Linked DNA regions of Homo sapiens: region 2 is linked to region 1. The links are chromatin loops, found by intact Hi-C in ENCODE. Cell type or tissue: PC-3. All regions are shown on one strand. Links, peaks and the distances in the headings refer to the core of each region. The heading gives the core; the rest is flanking DNA.

The links. A loop is a pair of places that touch in the nucleus more often than their neighbours do. Peaks named below come from ENCODE experiments on the same cell type or tissue, not always from the same donor. Only the 100,000 strongest peaks of a DNase experiment are listed, where the experiment ranks them.
Region 2: a loop joins it to region 1, with 3 times the contacts of the local background. A loop is called at or near these places in 26 of 110 quality-filtered maps.

The regions. Positions count from the first base shown.
Region 1 is chr1:164,762,059-164,771,953 of GRCh38, forward strand. All of the region lies in intron 2 of PBX1 (PBX homeobox 1), which reads left to right. PBX1-AS1 (PBX1 antisense RNA 1) reads right to left here. Exons shown (of 4, transcript NR_038072.1): 2 at 8,269-9,519; 3 at 7,801-8,058; 4 at 7,058-7,298. Among named protein-coding and RNA genes, the nearest start is that of PBX1-AS1, 7.6 kb to the right of the region's middle. In PC-3, for the core only: no CTCF peak of the experiment used is centred there; DNase peaks (open chromatin) are centred at 3,733 and 5,533; H3K27ac peaks cover 1,628 bases.
Region 2 is chr1:164,713,013-164,722,907 of GRCh38, forward strand. The region is part of intron 2 of PBX1 (PBX homeobox 1); the gene reads left to right. Among named protein-coding and RNA genes, the nearest start is that of PBX1-AS1, 57 kb to the right of the region's middle. RefSeq lists a silencer at 4,123-4,232. In PC-3, for the core only: no CTCF peak of the experiment used is centred there; a DNase peak (open chromatin) is centred at 4,209; H3K4me3 peaks cover 736 bases; H3K27ac peaks cover 3,466 bases.

The DNA of each region.
Region 1 (9,895 bases), core at 811-8,810:
TGTTGGAAACCAGCTTTGCAGTGTGACACCTGTGGGCTCAACATTGTTTCACCCTTATTTTGATGACCTGCCCTTGTAAAGTTAAATAGAATATAAATTGATAGTATCTCCTAGCCTCCCATGGTTCTATAAGTTTAAGTCATTAAGATGAAGAATAAAGTGTCCTACAGAGAAATTGCCAGCTTAAAAGACAAAGTGTTGGAATGTTACAGTAAGAGCTCTGATGCCCTAGGTCAATACAGGTTGGCAGAAGCAGCATAGTTTAGGGAACTCTGTTCTTTTCCGATGCAATTTGCAACAGTCCTCAGCCCAGCATCTCACTTGTTTTTCCTACTATGTTAAATGTGATCCTACCTACCCTTAGAGATAACAGTGAAAATTAACCTAAAACATAGAGCCAAGTCTTTCAGCAATTTGACATACTTTAAAAAATATAAAGTGTGCTTCATTTTCATATCAGCTTATGATAACCCACCTTCTGGAACCAACCTGGTAATTAGTTATCTGGGTCTGCAGTGTGCAGTAGGTCCATTCCTCCATGTGTCTCTGTCTATCTTGATTTCTGGCTCAGCTTCTGATATCTAAATGATATTCGTTGAGCAATTTGGAACCTAAATGGAGTTAGAAATGCTATTATTCCATATTTTTCAAGTAGTTAAAAGAACATCTTTGTAGCAAATTTTCTAGGAACACAACAATTAGAAATGTTTAATAACCTGTGGTCACTTTCTTACAATTAATTATCTTGAACTCATTTTCTGCTAATATCAAATCTTGCCAGAATAATGAAATTGGAGTTCTTATTTTCAGCTAGTTTTCATTTGTCAATCATTGACCTACTTTTCTTTGGAAATTTGTAATAAACTGAAAAATAATAGCAGCTGTACTAATATTGGTATAATAATTTCCAGTGTACCAAGTACTTTTCATGTATATTATCTCGATTTTGATATCATGATAATTCTAAAGGGATAGCTTTTATTTTTCTTAGTTTACAAATGTGAAAACAAACCCAGAGAGGTTAAACAGTCAAAATCACAATTCAAGTCCAATGTGAATGTATTAGGATTAGGTTCAAATGTGAGTAGCTGAAACCACATCCACCCCCTTTCAAAACATAGGAAGTAAGATATAAGCAGTTCAGGGCTGGCAGAGTGGCTCCATAGACCACAAAAAACTTAGGCTCCTTCCTGAGTTTTCACTCAGTCTTCCCTAAAAGGTGATCCTGTGTCATCCTCGTGATCTAAGTTGACTGCTAGAGCTCCAGCCATTCCATCTGCATTCCAGGCATCAGAATGGAGGAAGGGGCAGAGAATAACTGTAGACTTATTCCTTTTAAAAAAGACTTTCTAGCATAATACTTGTACTACCACTTGTATCCCATCAGTTAGGACTTAGTATTACGACTACATTTAGTTACAAGGGAGTCTTGGACATGTAGCTGGGTAAAAATGTTCCAGCTCTTAGAAACGGGGCAAGTTTCTGAAATGTCACTGCACTTGGGTTTAGCTACAGCCTACAGATTTTCCCTAACCAAGAAAGATAGACCGAGGAGTCATTTTAATTGTCTAGATCTGATTTGGAACATAGGTGTCATGTTATACTAGAGAATCTGGCTGAGGGCAAAGGCAAATCTTGATCGTATTAATAAATGTTTGCTGTATTGGGTGTAATTGTACACATTTGCAGCAAGGCACATCCAAAGAGGAGGTGATGTACTTCCCAAGCAACAGCAACACTGAAAAGGGACTGACTCCAATCATGCCATGGTGAGCAATCTGTGGAGACAAGAGTGACCACAAACTCTGAAATAAATTCATAAAGATTAATCTGTGTGCTCCAGGCTACTAAATTCACATTCCCCCTTGGTGTTACTTCCTACTTAAACTTTAATAGAATGGTTTATAGGATTGTGGAGATTTATAGGATCAATTCCTTGGTTATTTGGTGGCCAGTGGTCAGGGAACCTAAATGCCGTATATGACCTCAGTAGATAGGGCTTCTTACTGTCAAAACATTATTTCTGGAGGAAAAAAGAATCCAAATTCCCAAGTACCTGGGCATATACTTTATGCTCTGTAACTCTTGTCAATGAGCTCAGCAAGTGGGGTGTTTTCCCTCAGTTCTTTGTCTTCTATATCAGTTGCCCTAAAGGCTTTAGGAGTTACAATACACACACACATCATACCTCAGAGGTACTGATGGCAAGTAGCTATCTTTGATTTATTTGTATTTTTTAAAGAATAAGATGAAAATAGAGCACTTATATGTTCACGACAGGAAGGATTTTGTGTGTATTTGTGTATCTGTATAATATTTCACATTGTATATCACTTTAGCCTCTTAATATGATTTTCCTTAGGTCACAAATCCATATAGAATATTTGACAGTGTAGCTTGCTCTAATATTTTTGTTGCAGTAATGTGGGGATGACCACATTACTCATAAGTGAGCTCTGCTGGTCTCTTCAGAATGTCAGGAGAAACTTATGGTGCTGCCTGCACCATCACATATTTTATTTAGACCACAGATGTTCAGTCTCATAATTTAGTTGTCTTATTTTGTTACATTTTCAGCTGCATTTTTTCTTTTTCTTATCTTGCCTTTATAATTTTATTGGAATTTGTCTAGTTATAGCCCACCTACATGGAAAAAGACTATTATTTGTGGCAACTTCGGCCCACAAATCTATATATATAACTTGAAATGCGTAGGTTTCTTATCTAAGAAACCTTTGCACAACCCTATAGGAAATGTAGAAGTGTGCATATATCTTTACCATTATTGCAGCTACTGTTTCAGTAGTTTCTGTTGGAACATTTGCAATGACTTCCAAAGATAATATTCTTCTAATTTAAGACTTTGGTTTGGTTTTTATAAGCCAAGTTGTCTTTATTATAATTCTCCTGTGAATTGGTCTTCTTTGGGAAGGAATTTTCTAGCACTGGAGGACAGGTTTCCATATAGTTATAGGTTAAAATACCCTTCCTCCACCCTCACCTTTCCAGCTTAATTGCTTCTGTCAGCGGCCACATATATGGTTGTCAACAGTTTACAGACAGTGATTTAACCCTCAGTTTTAGAAACATATAGAGGTGATGTCTTGACAAAAAAGAGCAAGCAGTATAAAGATGTACATGTAGCCCTACCTACTTCCATGATTTTTGTCTCTGCCCAGCAAGAGTCAGTGTTATCTTTAAAAACAAATTGCTTCTGGTATATGTGCGATAACATGTATGTGTGAGATTGTGCACATGTACATGTGCAGTGGAGTGGGCATCAATGTATTTTACTGATTGAAGAACACAGAATAATTTCTATTCTCATTTGTTTTGGAAACTTGGAACAGGAAGAGGGAACTTGGCTTCATCAATGAAGATGATTGGCTCCCGATAATGGCTCCCTTCTGGTGCCAGATTTAAGGCAGGAAAAAGCAAACAGCTGTTCAAAATGACTTTCACCTAGTAAACACAGGAGAGAAGGCAGCTAACACTTACTGGATGCCTTCTGTGTGCCCAGCTTTAGTCTAATTGCTTTACACATGTTAACTCATTTAAACCTGATGGCAATCCTGTGAGATAAATGTGGTTCTCCCCAGTTTACAGATGAAGAAACAACTGAGGCTTTGAGAAGTGAACTGACTCTCCCAGAGTCAGACAGCTAACAAGAGGCAGAGGAGTTGGAATTTAACTTAGGTCTGTCTCATTATAAAACCATCCAGTTTCCAGGGTACCATGGAAACTTGTGTCACTGTGAGTCAGATACTCTCATTCTGTCAGGGTGTGAAATGCCCCTTAAAATACTGTTATGTGAAATCATAGCTGGTGGCTTTATGCACTATCCTCACTGACTCTGCTAACCTTGTTTGAATAAATTAAAAAATATTTATGAACATGTACCATGCCCCTAGCAAAGTTCTAAATGCCGTTGGGGGAAAAAAGAAGGGTAAAATATGGTCCCTGCCCTTGGATGGGTAACTCTCATTTGGCAATCAGAAAAGCAGTACATGCAGCAGCTGATGGCCATGATGATATTTAATAAATTTGTGACTTGGGTGACAACAGAAACTGAATAACTGTATGACATCATTCAAGCACAAAATCCAGAAGCTGAGAAGGGGGAGATTAGTATATGCTAGGGTGAAGGGAATCTAGAAGGACAGTTTAAATGTGGCTGCATGGAAGGCTGGAAGGAAGACTTGAGAGAAACAGCTGGACTGAGCAGTGATTGTAGAAACATAAAGTGTCATCATTACAGATTTAAGAAGAGTAACATCTGCCTGGCACTTTACAGTTTCCAGAGCACTTTATTTTCTTATTTCTATTTTCTCTCACTTCCATTATTATTGTTATTAATCATCATCACCCCTGCTTTACCTATGAGGAACACCAATCAAGTACCATCCCTTACACATATTGTGCCCTAGGAAGGGCTCCTGAGGAAATAAATAAAAGACTCTCATGCTGAGAGAGAAGCAGCAGGACACTTGCTCATGGTCACACAGCTAGTGAGAAGCAGAGACTTGGCCTTATCCCACGCCCTCTGATTCCAAGTTTGGATAAAAAATAAAGGCTTTTTCTAGAGTTTTATATTCCTTATCAATGGCTTCCAGTTTACAAATGGGTTGTATTCCAGAAATTTTCTTTTCTTTCCTTTTCTTTTATTTATTTATTTATTTATTTTTTTTTTTTTGAGACAGAGTCTGGCTCTGTCACCCAGCCTGGAATGCAGTAGTGTGATCACTGCAACCTTTGCCTCCCGGGTTCAAGCGATTCTCCTGCCTCAGCCTCCTTGAGTAGCTGGGATTACAGGCACGCACCACCATATCCAGCTAATCTTTTTGTATTTTTGGTAGAGACGGGGTTTCACGATGTTGGTCAGGCTGGTCTCGAACTCCCGACCTCGTGATCCGCCCGCCTCAGCCTCCCAAAGTGCTGGGATTACAGGTGTGAGCTTTTATCCTGTTTTTTTTTTCTTTGCAACCTATAACACATTTTCAGGAAGTGTCATAAAGCTAGATTCCAAGGTCCATTTGGACCTATTGCAAAAGAGAATATGCCTTAACTGTGACCTGCTTATTCTGTTTTAATTATGTCTGTTCACTCTTTACAAAATAGTTCTTAATACAAACAATACATTCTGAGGCAGGGCAGACTATATAATTTGTGGGTCCCAGTACAAAAGGAAAATGTCAACTCTTCATTCAAAAATTAAGTATTTCAAGATGGCGTCATCAGAGCATGAAACCAAACACGGGGTCCTTCTGCATGAGGGGCCCTGGGGTTCCACACAGGTCTCATGCTCACAAAGCCAGTGCTTTGGTTTAGAATACAAGGAATACCTTTTTATCCTAGAAATTTTATCAGAGAGTGCGCTGGAGGCATATACATGTGCGGGGCCCGGAGAGGAGGAGTGGACAGGATATGGATTGGATATGGCTTTCTGCGTCCAACTGCACTCTACTCCTAAGTACCAGGAACGTGTTAACTCTCAGTTGCACAAGGAAAAATATCTCTTGATAAGTCATCCCCAAAGAATTCTGATTTGGAGCAAAGGGGAGGATGTAAAAGTGGGAGGTAGTACAAACATCAAAAAAAGAAAAAAAAAAAAGGCTTTCTGTACTCACTGCCAACTCAGATTTGGTTCATTTTCAAGTTTATAAGTTTATTATTATAAGTGTAGATAAGGCTCATTCTTATGTAGAGGTCCCAGTACCTTCCACATATATTTCTGGCACAGAAAAACAGATGGGATAGAAATTTACACAAAAATCACATCTGCCACTCTGGACAATTAAGCAAAACATGAAATTGCAACTAAAAACCACAGGGTATTTAAATAGAACAAGATTTCAAATGAAGGACTCATGTTGTTGAACCAGAATGTGGTTTAACTCTACATCTTCTGAAAAGGGAGGATATTTTTTGGTCTTTCCATATATACTTTTTTTTTTTCCACATCAGTAGATGTGCCTACTTAACGAAAACAACTTTTCTCATTCAGAGAGAGGCTAAGCCAAAATATAGTACTCTTTCGAATCATATTATCTGAAGGGACATGAAAAGGGAGTAAAAAAAACCTAACATTGATTTCACACCAGCCATGTGCTAGGGGCTCAGCAAAACTGCAGACAGCAAGTACAGCCGGCTTTATTTTACAGTTGAGGAAACAAGCTCTGAGATGTCATCCAAGGCCTCCCAGACAATAAGTGCTAGCTTGGGACTTAAGGCTTGAATTCTAAGTCCAAGCTTGTATTCTTCCCACACACCAGACTACCCATCCTGTTCTGAATTCCAACACAAGAAGCCCAGGACACAGAGGGGCACAGGGCCTGCAAAGCAATCCAGCCCCTCAACCTTGCAGGAACCCAATCATCAAGAGGGGAGACCCTACTATTAACATTCTCTGGGTCCTCATGGAGGCTGAGCACTGCTTTATAACTTTGCTTTTGCTCCCTTAAATGTTTCGGAAATGTGACTTGGATTTATAGATTGCAACGGCTTTCCATTGTGTGAAACCCAGTGGTTCCCGATAGAATGGTTCCAGCCAGCAAGAACAGTTGCCTTGTGCTGAGTGTAGCGGAAGAAGACAATAATTGACAGAGAAGCATATCATCTCTTTCTACCCAGTGTACCCAATCCACTCTGCCTCATCTCCCCACCATGGACCTGGAATGTTGTCAACCTACTTGTGTGAGATAAGAAAACTCTCATTAAGAAATCCATTCATCACGCCTGTAATCCCAGCCCTTTGGGAGGCTGAGGCAGGCAGATCACTTGAGGCCAGTAGTTCAAGCCCAGCCTGGGCGATATGGTGAAATCTGTTTCTACTAAAAATACAGAAATTAACTGGGTGTGGTGGCACACGCCTGTAATCCCCCAGCTACTCTAGAGGCTTAGGCATGAGAATTGGTTGAACCCAGGAGGCGGAGGTTGCAGTGAGCTGAGATCACACCACTGCACTCCAGCCTGGGCAACAGGGTGAGACTCTGTCTCAAAAAGAAAAAAAAAAAAGAGGAAAGAAGGAAAGAAGGAAGGCAGGCCAGCCATTCAAATTGATTCGAACATCAGATTCTTTGAACTTGCACATGTGATGTGGTTTGACTCCCTTATAAATACATCGAATTTGGTGGCTTAAAGCTTTAGAGTGGATCATGAAGAATCTCACAGGGGTCAAATGAGACTCTGGCCCCAAATTATGGATCTGTACTTGGGGTACATTTTCTTTCCTGGCCCCTACAAAGGTGAGCAGAAGACACATTTCCTTTGGTGTCAGAAGTGGCTTCATCTTTGTGGTCCTGCAGGGTAAAGTGTGACACAAGAGAAGACTTAGGTCCAGAAGATGCTATACATAAAGTGGGGAAAGCACCTTGCCCCTAATGAAGGCCCCTGAGACATGCACTCTTTTCTGCCCTTCACATGATGAAGTCTCACTTTGACATTTATTAAATGGGCCCGGTAGAACCAGTCCTCTCCTAAGGCTGTTGTAAGGACCAGATGAGGTCTTGTGTGTGCTGTACAAATGGGAATGACACCATCATAACCAGGAAGATTGAGTTGGAGTTGGAAATCTAGGGAGCATGGCAAATGTGGACCTTGAGCCAACTTTTATTACTGTGGCACCAAATCATTTATGAATAACTTATATATAAGTGATGAAACTCTATAGTACTAAAAGGAACTTGGTTCCAGTCACTTGCCCTCATGCCCTTACTCCATTTTGGTCTATAAAAAAAGTCAGTGCTCATGTTGATTCCCACACTTTCTCTCTGCTTGCCTGCACCTATTCCAGTTACCTACCTTTTGACTCCCTTTTTTTAGCTTTCAGATGGTAACTGACTTGAGACCAGTACATCCCTGCACATAAGCAGACAGTCCATGCTTATCTGAATTCCTGGTGTAAGCCCAGGGTAGTGCAAAGAGCATGGACATTGAAGAACTGCACTTGCGTAAGCTGTAACTTTGAACTTATTTTCCTAAAAAATAGGCATCCAGGATCTACTTCTGAAGCTTGATGTGTGGGTCAGCATAGACAATGTAGGTGAGATAAAATGAAAGCTGTTGGGAAGGTATAAAATACTATCAAAATAAAGAAGTCTAAATTGATATTCAAAGGCTATCTGACTATCTCTGCCTTTTTAGAGAATGCTTGTTTTCCAGGTCCGTGTCTTAGCCCTCCCAGACCCATCTCTGCTCTTTATAGATAAAGTTGAGTGACTTTCCCAAGATTACAAAGATCAAGAGTGGCAGACCAAGGACATCTCTCACTTGAAAACTAGGGCTCTTTTCACTGTAGCCAGCTCTTTGTTGGGAAATCTTCATAATCAGTGTCACCTTCTGTGCTCCAACTCCTCAGCCTCACGCTTGGGTGAACACTTCCTTCCCTTCTTGACCATTGCAGGCTAGTGCCATTCTCTTCTTCAGTTTTCATTGCTGGGATGTCTTGCAGCATGATGCCTTAGCTGTTCTGTATCTATGGGGGTCCATCATTTTCCCCTTAAGGATCTTCTCCTATAGGGTGCAATTATGCAGTTATCTTACTGGCTCATCTCTATTTTCTGCTATAACTTTTGAAGTGCATCACCGTCTCTAACTGTTTGTACTGGCGGCTCAGAGAATTTCCTTGAGCAAAGTGCATTTCTGAAGCCAAGTCCCAGCACTGCCATGTCTTTTGATGCCCTTGGTCTCCTTTCTCAGATGTGAGTAAAAATATTGGTGTTAATTACATAGGCTTGAGATACATGCAAAGAAGAGGGTGAAGACAGCCGTGACCTCTGAAAGAGAGGCATAGGTCAGTAAAAGATGCATTCATTCCAAAGACTGCTGCTTGTCCTGTGTTGGGCCAATCCTTTTCAGCAAGGTAATTTAAATTTAAAGTCAGCATTCTCCTGATTCTGTTTCCTAAAGGTTCCAGCTTTCATAGGATGGGTACACTTCACTCCCAGGCCTCCTGGGAGGCCTCCTCTACCCTTCCTCTACCGTTTTCTTGCTTCTCCCTAAAAACCTTGAAGATATGGAATACTTCCTGCCTACATCTTCAACTCAGAGACCGCCAGGGGATTTCAGTGTTTATTGCTTTTTTCTCTGGGTTTGGAACAGTTCCGACCAGGTACTATTTGAAAAATGTAGAAGTATTTTTTTGCTTATTATCAAAAGGAGAATGTAGTTTTCTTGCAACAAAATGAGAACTTGATATCTTTCTTGCCTCGAGGGTGTGTGTTGGGAGACGGGGGTGGTGTTCAGCCTTCTCTTCCTCCACCTCTGTATCCTGGTAGCCAGAATTGAAGTTCCAAGCCACACCAAGGAGGGTGGCTGCCTTTCATGAAAGGCAGACATGTAGTAATTACCTTTTTGCCTATCTGCCGCCGTCCCCTTGTGCTGAGGGGGTTCCCTTGCCGCTCTGTCTGTTGTCTGCACACTGCATTTGTTTGTCTGGAATGCAGAACTCCTTGCACTTGACAATCACTACAGTCTTTCTGCTTTTTCTCTTAAACAGCTTTTTTAAAGCACCCAGAGACCCTTAAAAAAAAAAAAAGAATGCAAATAGAAATTGCGCTGGAAGCTGAACTGAACATTGTTGCGAGTCATGAGATCCCAGCCACACTGGGACAAACTATTTTTTATTTTGGGTAATATTTTTTCTTTGGCATTTATTACACCTCTGTTAAACACAGCTCATGTGACACAGTGTTACTCATAGGCAATCAGAAAAAAGCTGAAAGTTGAGCCATTAGTAGGGCAGGGCAACTTATTGTTAATAGCAGCCATTAAAGCTGAAAGGAAAAATTACCCATCTGCCCCCGCCAGACCTGTCTGTCTGAGATCGAGATTGGGCCTCCAGGCCGGAAGGGGGGCTGGGCAAACATGAGGGAAGGAGAATGGAATGTAGAAACCG
Region 2 (9,895 bases), core at 946-8,945, 49 kb before region 1:
GCTACGGGGAAAGGAGCACAGGCAAGTCTTGAGTGTGGAGATCCTTACAGTCTCCTTACATTGATTGAGGCTCAAGGAGGATGTCAGCAGAGGTCCCACCAAGTCATTCGTTAATGACTGACACTAAACCCCTGGGGAGGAGTTGTAAGTTTTCAGAGAAGTTTCTGCCTCTTGGTAAAACCTTCAAGGAAAGGCCCTTTGAACTTTTCTCTATGTAGTGATAGAGAAAAGCCAAACCTGTAACTAGCCTTTGCTTCTAGATGTAATTCTCTAAAATCTTGACCTCCAACATGGCTCTCCAACAGCTATGATAAAAGGTATGTGTAGGAGGTCAGGAACATGTGATTAAAATAAAAACAGGTAAGTTTCCAATGGTGATAGATAGACAGCAAGTGTCATAAAAAGAAGGGGAAGATTGAAGATATTGTTTGCATTAAAAAGTGGAGTCTTGTATTTTCTCCACATTCTGCATAAACCTTCCTATCTTAAAGTACATTAGGGTTTTTACTCTCTATTCTGTCTCTCTCCACCCCTCTTCTCCCCCTTCCTTCCATCCTCTCCTTGCTTTCTGTACAGCTGCCTGATTCGTGGGTCACTTTGTCTTCCTAAGACTGAAAGAATCAGGTGGTGGGAAAGAGGGGAAAGGAACCCGTGCATGGGGGAGGGGAGGCATTTTCAGGGGCACACAGATTGAAGTAGGCACAGAAGGCAGCAGAAAGCATTATTACCATTATCATGCTAATCTATTTACAAGGCCCTTTTATTCATTAATCTTTGAATAGCAGAACTGTTCATACAGCCTGAAATAAGAACCACCTGTGCCTCTAGGACCAAAAAATAAAAGTATTAAGGACAAATGATATGTCGAAGCAGGAAGGGAAAAATTAAATATAAACAAAAGGATTCAAAGCCATTTCTTCTGTCATTTAGATCGTCACATATATGATTTCACAGCTCACGTGTTGCAAAATGGCCAGCTGACTGGCAATTTAGGAGACATCATCCAAGTTCAGAGAACAGCTCTGGGGAGGGTTCCAAATGTTGTGAAATTATTAAACAGTTTGTTTTTAAAGATCCAAACTAAGGTTTTTCTACACTAATTCCTATTATTCTTTTTTGGAAGTAAGCACTGATAAGCCAAATATAAATGATTTTGGTTAATGCTCTAGATTCCCTGATTAACTCAATAAAGAAATCTTTTATATTGTCTTCACAGAATTCATAGTAATATAGAAAGCCAAAGCCGGTAGGGATCTTACATGTATGATCTAGTTCAAGCCTCTCATTGTCTATTAAACCTTTAATTAAGAGTTCTTTACATGTAGGCTAAGCCCCCGTTTGTCACATCACACATAGGTGAGTTACATTATCGTTGGAACAGTTATTCTTACAGGGAGCAATGTAGTTCTTGCAAACACTTATTACCCTGTGTTATAGATACTTAGCAGGGGCTGAAGGGAGATGTAGGGAAAGGCTGCAGCCTTCCTTATATCATTATTTTAAGATAGGAGAGATACCAATTAGAAAGTCCACTGAAGAAGATATTTAGGCCTGAGCATCTTCTAAGAACAAATGCAATAATAGCCAGTGGAATGGAATAGCTTCCATATTCCTTTAGGTGGGACTTTAAATTCTCTCAATAACAATTCATATTAAACGTCATTCCCTTTGTCAAGAGACTGAGTTCTTTAGTTCTGACCACCAAACCTTACTGTTCACAAGTGTTAGAATTATGTCGTCCTAGAGCTGGAAGAACCCACTCTGAAGACTACCCACTCATTTTGTAAAGGGTATTAGAACCCAAGAAAGGGGATGGACTTGACCAGTGAGTCTGAACCAGGACTGGAGCTAGGATATTCTACCTTCTAGCTCAGTGCTTTTGCATCTTTTTGATGACTATTTTGTGATTTAGTTCTATGATGAAGCATTCAAAATAAATCCCTTAACTGTCCATGCCACTGTTTATTCATCTGTAAAATGAAGATTGTAATTTCCCCATTGATTTTTTTTTTTTTTAAGTTCCTCAAGAGCTGGGACTGTGCCATCCATCTCAGTATTTCCCAAGGCACCTAACTCATAAAGTGCTCTACACACAGAGCTGCTCAATAAATGTTCACTATTGAATAGTTGAATGAATGAATGAATATGACTTTTAATTGGGCTTTGCAAGTGATGACTCCTTCAGAATTAAATGATTTTTCTTCTAAGTTGTGTGCACATTCTCAGCCATTCATTTGTTAAATATCTTTCAGGAGAAACAGTGAAAAATGATGATGATGTCTTTGGTAGTATATGGAAGACCTTTCGGTACTGCAGAGGTCTGATTATAATCATGGAGTTTTGTTATTGTCATTTGTTTTCTTTGTAGTTGGTTGTTCATGAAGACCTGCGAAGGCCTAGTGATCTTGAGGGTCAGTTGATTTTGAGGTTCTCAGTAGCAGGAGTTGGTGTATTCTTAGCTGCCCAAGAACCCTCCCCAGCATATTGCTATGGCATTCTTGTCATTTGTCCTGAAGAAGGGAAGAGACAGGACCATGCTGGGGGACCTTATCTATCTAACTCCTGTTGTTGTCTAGTGCTTAGAATAATACCTGGATCATAATAGGTATTTGATAAATAGTTGTTAAATGGATAAGTAATTGCTGAAGGTCTACTTTTGCTTGACTAGCTCATGCCTTCAAAGTCTATAACTGGACTGGATGACTGTTCTCTTCTAAAATAGGATTTTGTGAATTATTTGAGTCTATTTCTCTGACTCAGAAGTCTAAGCCGGGATAAACTCTTCCTCTCATAGCATAAATTCTACCAGTTCCTTAAAAATCTGTATCTTTGGGTCTATAACTCGCACTGGCCAGGACCATTTGTATTCCACGCCTCCTCTCATGCCTACACTATGAGATGATGGCTTACAAAGGCCTATTGCCCACTTATACTTCTCAAAGCAGCCATTCAGAGAGGTCAGAATTTAAAGCAGAGATTATTTTAGTGGGGAGGTGGTGAGGAGGGTTAACAAAATTGCTGTTTTATTGGATCTAACTTGCTTTTCAGAAGCACGTGACTGGCATATTTGGGTCATTAAATATAAAGACATTCTGCTTATGAATTATGCCAGCAAGATGTTTTCAGATCATACAAAAACAATGTGTGTGGTGACTGCCAAGTAGTGTTTTTATGTGTATGTCTGTACACACCACCCACTGATCTATGCAAGGCAGTGGTGCTTTGCACTAAATGCCACATCGTTCCTTCTGGGATCTCAGAACCTTTCATAAACAGTCACTTAAGACTCTAGTGAGTTAAATAAATAATAAGATCCTTACCCCCTTGAAAAGAATATGTAGCCTACATATTGAAAAATTAGGCAATTTAGCCCAAGGCAGAATGAGCAGAGAAAGCATGACCTGGTGAGCCAGACCTAAGTGCCAGCAGCAAGAATTTTGATCTGTAAACATTCTGATGATGGCAGATGGCAGTGCGGCCTTGAGAGGGGCTTTCAGTCAATCTGCAACCTTTTATTCTGTACCTGATAAGTCTCTGGTACTGAGTTAGAAGCTGTGAAAGGCCAAGTGTGGTGGCTCACGCCTGTAATGCCAACACTTTGGGAGGCCAAAGCAGGAAGTTCGCTTGAGCCTAGTTTGAGACCAGCCTGGGCAACATGGGAAATGTCATCTCTACACACACACACACACACACACACACACACACACACACACACACAGAAATACACGAAGAGAAGAAAAAAAAAGAATCTATTAACGAAAAAATAAAAGCCAAAACATGCATAGTATCTTTCTTACAAGACCTAAAAATCATCCTTTCAATTTGTTGAGCACATCCTGGGTGCCAGACAGTTCAACATGGAACATAATTAAAACATTAAATACTGGAATACAGACAATATGCAGTTTCGGAGACAGAGAGCAGTTAAGTTTCAGGGTGTTTGTGGTGGGGAGTTGATAGTTAAGAGAAAGGAGTTGAGGCTATGAACTGAAAAATGGGCACGGTTGAAGTCAGCAGCAGGACATTATATTTGAGAAGAACCAAATACACGAACGCAGAATGGTCAGAAAGAGGACAGCATTTTTATAGCCATTTTCTCTGCATCTCAGTTTTTGTACGGGTAAAATAAAGGAAGTGATACTGGTTAGTAGTGTGTCACCACCGGAAGGATAGCTGAGGGTGACTAATATGTTCATAGCTGCCAGGATGAGAGGCTCAGTGTTTCACATGGCATTGGCATTAAGGTTCTTGGGTTTTATGAGGTCCTGTTTAAGAATATGACACTGGAGGTATTTCTTTGGAGACTTTTATTTGCCTGTGGTGTGTTGTGATCAGAACCACTCTTTGGGAAGAGAGAGGCTCTTCTTGGCCACAGGGTGGGTACAGATTAGCAAATGCAACCATATTGGGAAGGAACGCTTGGGTGTTCTGGTGGCCCTTCCCCTCCCAGACTGAGCTCTGTCTAGGATTATCAGGCAGGTGTTCAAATAAATAATGCAGCTAAAAATACTTCCAGCAGCAACTGGGACTTCTGTAGCTCTGAGATGGTCGGAGTATGCATTTCAGCTACTCGAGCAGGTGTGCAGTGGCTCCAGAAACTTAGAACAGACACACCCCTGACACATCCTCAACATGGACCAAGACCTCATTTCCAATGGAGAAATGAAACAAAGCATTTATTTCATCTAGTCTTACCTGGAAACAGGTGTGCCTTGGCTGAAGGCGTCAGAGGTAGAGCTCAAAAACAAGTTAATAGTCATTGTCTAGGGGAAGATGGTGGTTTCAGAGCAGTAAGTGGTATTAATATTACCTGCTCCCTGTCCAGGACTTGTTCTTCACTAAGAAGTAGTACCTAGCATAACTTCAGTGAGAAGATAATCTATAATAACATAATAATAACAACTGTTAATATACTAGCAATCTTTTATTAAGCATGTACTGTGTCAGACACCATATTTGTTGATTTAATTCTCAAAAAGAATATCAGGGCAAATGACATTATCCCCATTTGCGTAGATTCAAAACTGAGGTTCAAAGTAAGTAAGTATCTTGCCCAAGGGGACACATGCTTTAAGTCACAGAGTTGGAAGTCAGATCCAAGTCTGATTCCTAAACTGTGGATAAAGTTGTGTTTCCATTTGGACTTACCACGAATGTGGCATGTTTTACCTTCTTTTTTGACTCTAAATTTGCCATATACATTAATGTGTAATAAAAACTTGCATTGTTGGCATTGCAGCATATTCAAGGTAATTTTGGAGAATCTAGGTGTTTTGGGCAAAAGAATTCATCATACACAACCTCCACAAAGATAGCCATGCCTGGGGTGAAAATCTTCTGCCAATTAAAGCTTCCAGTTGTATCACATTTAGGAACTTTGAGGACATAACTCTGAGTGGTCAGGGTGGGGTGACCTTCACTAATGGGCGTTGTTCCCATAGGACTAACTCTGGTACATATAGGCTCATGAGGAATACCTGACAACCAGGGGTATTTAAGATTTGGGTGACAAATGGAGTGTTCAAAATGGTTCTGTGGAATCACTGTGCTTCTTGTTATCACATGAGTTTTCACCTGGCAATGACATAGAAGCACATGGGCAGCCAAACTCTGGATTGCCTAGGCTTTGAGGATGAGCCCAGCCCACCTCTACCGCTTCGTAAAATCAGAGCCAATGACAGAGGTTGCCTGACTGATGGTTGCCGGAGACTCAGAATGCTTTTGACTCTTTGACTTTGTGTGAATATGGTGGAGATATTGAAAGACTCTTATCATTGTGGCAGGAATTAGTTTTGAAAAAGAGGTCTGTTTCAGAATTTTAGATTTCAAAATGTAAAAATGTTGTGACTTGCAAGTAAGGCATAATTTTGGTCTCTTAAAACTGAAATTGTTTTCCTATTTTTCTAGTTTTCATAGTAAGTCCCTCTCCTCCAAGTTGAATCACACTCAGCTTTACTGAGTAAGGAGGGGCTCACCCTCAGGATCTGGCCAAATGACAACTTTTGGCTGATTAAAAAAAAAAGTGTTTCAGAATTCTACTCAGCCTTGCTCACAGGCAATGACCCCGTCAGATCTGATAAACTGAACAAGCTAGGGGCTACCAGGAGCTGCAAAAGAGACCTACACAGAAATGCCAGTCTGTGAGAGAGAACAAATGGTTAGGATGGTGTCCCAGGAGCAAGCAACTCAATGATGAGCCATTTTTCTATCACTCTCCTTCAGGTTTAAATCTGGGGTAGGGTTAGGAGAAATTCTTCTGTCTGTGTTTCATTCTGTTAGAGGTAGGGTTAGAAAGCTCATGGTCTGATGTGTAGAGTCAATTGTGGAATGTGAACCATGATTCTGAGTATAATGAAGTTCTATGACAAATATACAGCCAGAACCTGGACATCAGGAAGTGGTAGCCATTTTTACTTGTCCTGAGTAAAAGCTTTAGGCTATTAATTGGCTTTGTAAATATTGTCTCTACAGGAAATCAGGGAGTAGGTATATGGCATATTATAATTACCTGGGGGCCTTTTTAATATTTGTGCATGCTCTGAATCAGAATTTCTGGATACGGGGAGGCGCAGGCATTTGTAGTTTTGGAAAGCTCTCCAGGTGATGCTATGCCATGTCCCAGTGAATTGAGACCTGTTGTTTTAGATTACTGTTAGTAATGTTGTTTTTGTCTTATCCAATGAATATACCCACATTGGCACACTCTTTCTGTCATCGAATTTGGAGGTGTCTGGGCACTGGAAAGCACATGGGGGGTATGTGTGTGTCTAAAGTGTGCGTGTGTATACATGCATTCATTTGTTTTCTGAGGCACACGGTCTGCTGCTGGCCCTGTGACAGGTGATCAGAGCAATGTGGACATGGCAAGCCTGGGCAAACTCACTCTTCCCATTTCACCCTGCCTGCAAACAGAGTTAACATCCTCAAGGTAAAGCTCTGAAATCCCACGCTGACCTTTTCGTGAAGCATTATAATCAAGTTGAACATTTCCAGTTTTACCACAAATGCTTGCCCCGTGGGAAAATACTTCCCTACATTTTATGACAATTGATTCTGATTTTGAGGAACTAATTTGTATCGAATGCAAAATGTCCAGCCTCACATGGAAACTGGAAAGTCCCCTTGTCCAGACAGGTCCAAAACTGTGTTTTTATTGTAAAGACAGGGGAAACAATGAAAGATTGTGTTTTTTGTTTTAGAAAATCCTTCCTTCATTGTTCTGCATACTTCTGTATTTTATTTTTTTTAACAGTCCTGTGGGTTTAATGACCACAGGCAATTTTGTGGATATCTGGGGCTCATGGGAAACTTCACCATGTCTGGATTCTAAGCTCTTAGATGCCAGAGCCTACTGGATCTTTTACTGTATGTGAAGTCACCCGTACTGCCAAGGATCCTGAAGTGAACATGCTGACCCCTTTGAGAGATTCTTGGAAATATGACTGACATTTTCTACTGTGCAATGAAAGTCAGCATTTCCCTCCCCACATTATAGTTCTGGCCACAAAGGAAGCAATGCCCCTAGAACTCTCTGATGTATCTGAGAACCCTGGAGGCTTCTGACTTCATTTGGAAGAAGTCATGGAAACAAAAGCTGCTACTTCTCAGGCTAACATCTGCTGACATAAACAGAAGCCCCTCAAGGATACCTTCTGCCAGTGACCAAACCGGGGGCTCAAGTGAAGAAATATTATCATTAGACCTGCCTCCAGGTCTAGCTAATGTCTTATTCAGTATGAATAGCAGTGGCGTTTGGGCAGGGAGGTGATGAGATGCCTATTAAGGTAACAGAGGTGTCCAATGGAACATTGCTTGTTTAGCCTTATGACCTCTGTCCAAGGGAGGGCTTCCTCTGTACTGGAACTGTGGTTGACTTAGGGTTTCTGCGGTTTCCTTCCTGAGGTATATTTACAGTGACTGTGCCTTCATTGCAACAAATTTTAGGTTCATCCTCTTGAGCAGGGGGAAGGAGCCTCTCTCTTCAGAAGCATGTCAGGATATCTTTGGTAGGCATCATGTTCTGTTTACTTGAACCAGTGAGAAGATGGCCGAGCAAGCAAGGATAAGTGTACGTGTCTATAAAGGTTTCTTCTAATCCTGCGAGTCTGTAAGCATTCTAGGGTTCATCGGAAACTGTCTACTCCCATTTCTGGAATTTGCCTCTTGGCATCATCATGCAGGGGGCTTTTTCTAGTCATGCTTTGTGGTGGAAAGGTCAGCTGAGCACGGAGGAACAGGGGACTCACTGCTTTTCTCCCCTTTGGGCCCTTGAGCAGGCATTTGACTGCTGCATATGAACCTGGGAGCCATGGGGTCTTAAGGCTTTCTACTTGATTCTCAGTGTGGCCAGAATTCTGTTTAGGGCACTGCTCCAAATCTCGGTGACACTCCATCTGTAAAATTGGGTGGCAGTGTAGTGTGTGTGTGTGTGTGTGTGTATTTTCTTATACAGGACTGGAAGAGAATGGAGGAAGAAGGATAATGACTTAAAAGCGAAAACAATTGAATTCTTTGAGCTACAGTGCTGTGTCCTGAGAGTGCAGTTATTTTCCACTGCAGTAATGCTTTCAAAAACATTTATCTAGCTTCTCTCACTTTCTCATTTGCTGTCATTGGTGTGAAAAATCGAGTTACCAGAAGGTTCACCCATGTTCCACAGGTATGAATACTGAACGTTTTATTTAGTGTCTCATTAACAGCTGGCCTGTGGCTCCTCCTTCTCGGCTTGACTCTGCCCTGTCCAGGGAAATGGGGAATCACGCTTAAGGATTAGCAGGGTGCCTATTTTCACTTACAGTGCTTCATTCCTGTGTTCATGTTACCTATTCCCTTTACAAAATATGAATGAGTATCTTTTTGTGACAGGCTATATTCTAGGCACTGAGGATCCAACAGTGGACAGAACACACAAAGTTCTTACCTTCATGGAGCTTCCATTTTAGTGAAAGAAATAGAAAATAAATATGACATGATATAAAATGATACACTATCCTATATACTACTAACATCTTTTAAACCCAGTTTTATATCTTACCCCCTGACCGACTCTTTACAGGTCCTGGCTCCTGGGCAAATGGTGCCCTGTCTGTCTATGCCTGGCTGTCACTGATTATAGATATCTTCAGGGCCTAAGCTCATGCTCTGCAACCATTTTCTGTTACAGAATCTTCTTGCTGCTCATTGAAGCCTTAATCTCTTATGCTGCGATCAATGGGTGGGCACCTTTCCCATTTGGATCCTCATTTTTTAATCCCTGCTGCCTCCCTCAATGTCATCTGGTTCCATTTTTCTTTATAGACTTTCAGGTCTACTGTACCTGCTGATTACTTAGTGGAGAGTGCTGGACATCTCCCTTAATTAATTCCATCGATTTGAAATCCCACAAGGTTTGGGGTCTTTAGATTTCTGAAGCAGCTAAATGGAATGTCTAAATTCCAACCTTTTCCTTCTACAAATTGTTTTGCCACAAAGTTACTGGGAGAAAGTGCTGTGGTTTTATTTATTTGAAGAAGTATATTAATCCACAGAAGACTCTGCATGCCTAACTGGGCTTTTTGTATACAAAATGGAAGAAAAAAAGATGTTTGGATCTCTCTCCCTCTCCTCCTCTCTCTTCCCCTCCTCTTCCACTGACCATCAAGATTCTGTTCCTCATTCTTTTCTTTGTTTTGGTCATTTTTCTTCTTTGTCACTTACTTTCATGATGCTTATCCAACTAAGACCATGCCTTAGCAACCAGTGATTTCTTGAACCCTTTGAAGAAGGGTATGAACTTCACAAAGGGTGCAGAAGCACTGCTCAGGACTCCTTTTTGAAGAGCAACTGCCCAGGGTGATTTCCAAGAGGATTCTTCCAAACCTTATAGCCGTGATCTTGTTGAGTTATACATGTATGA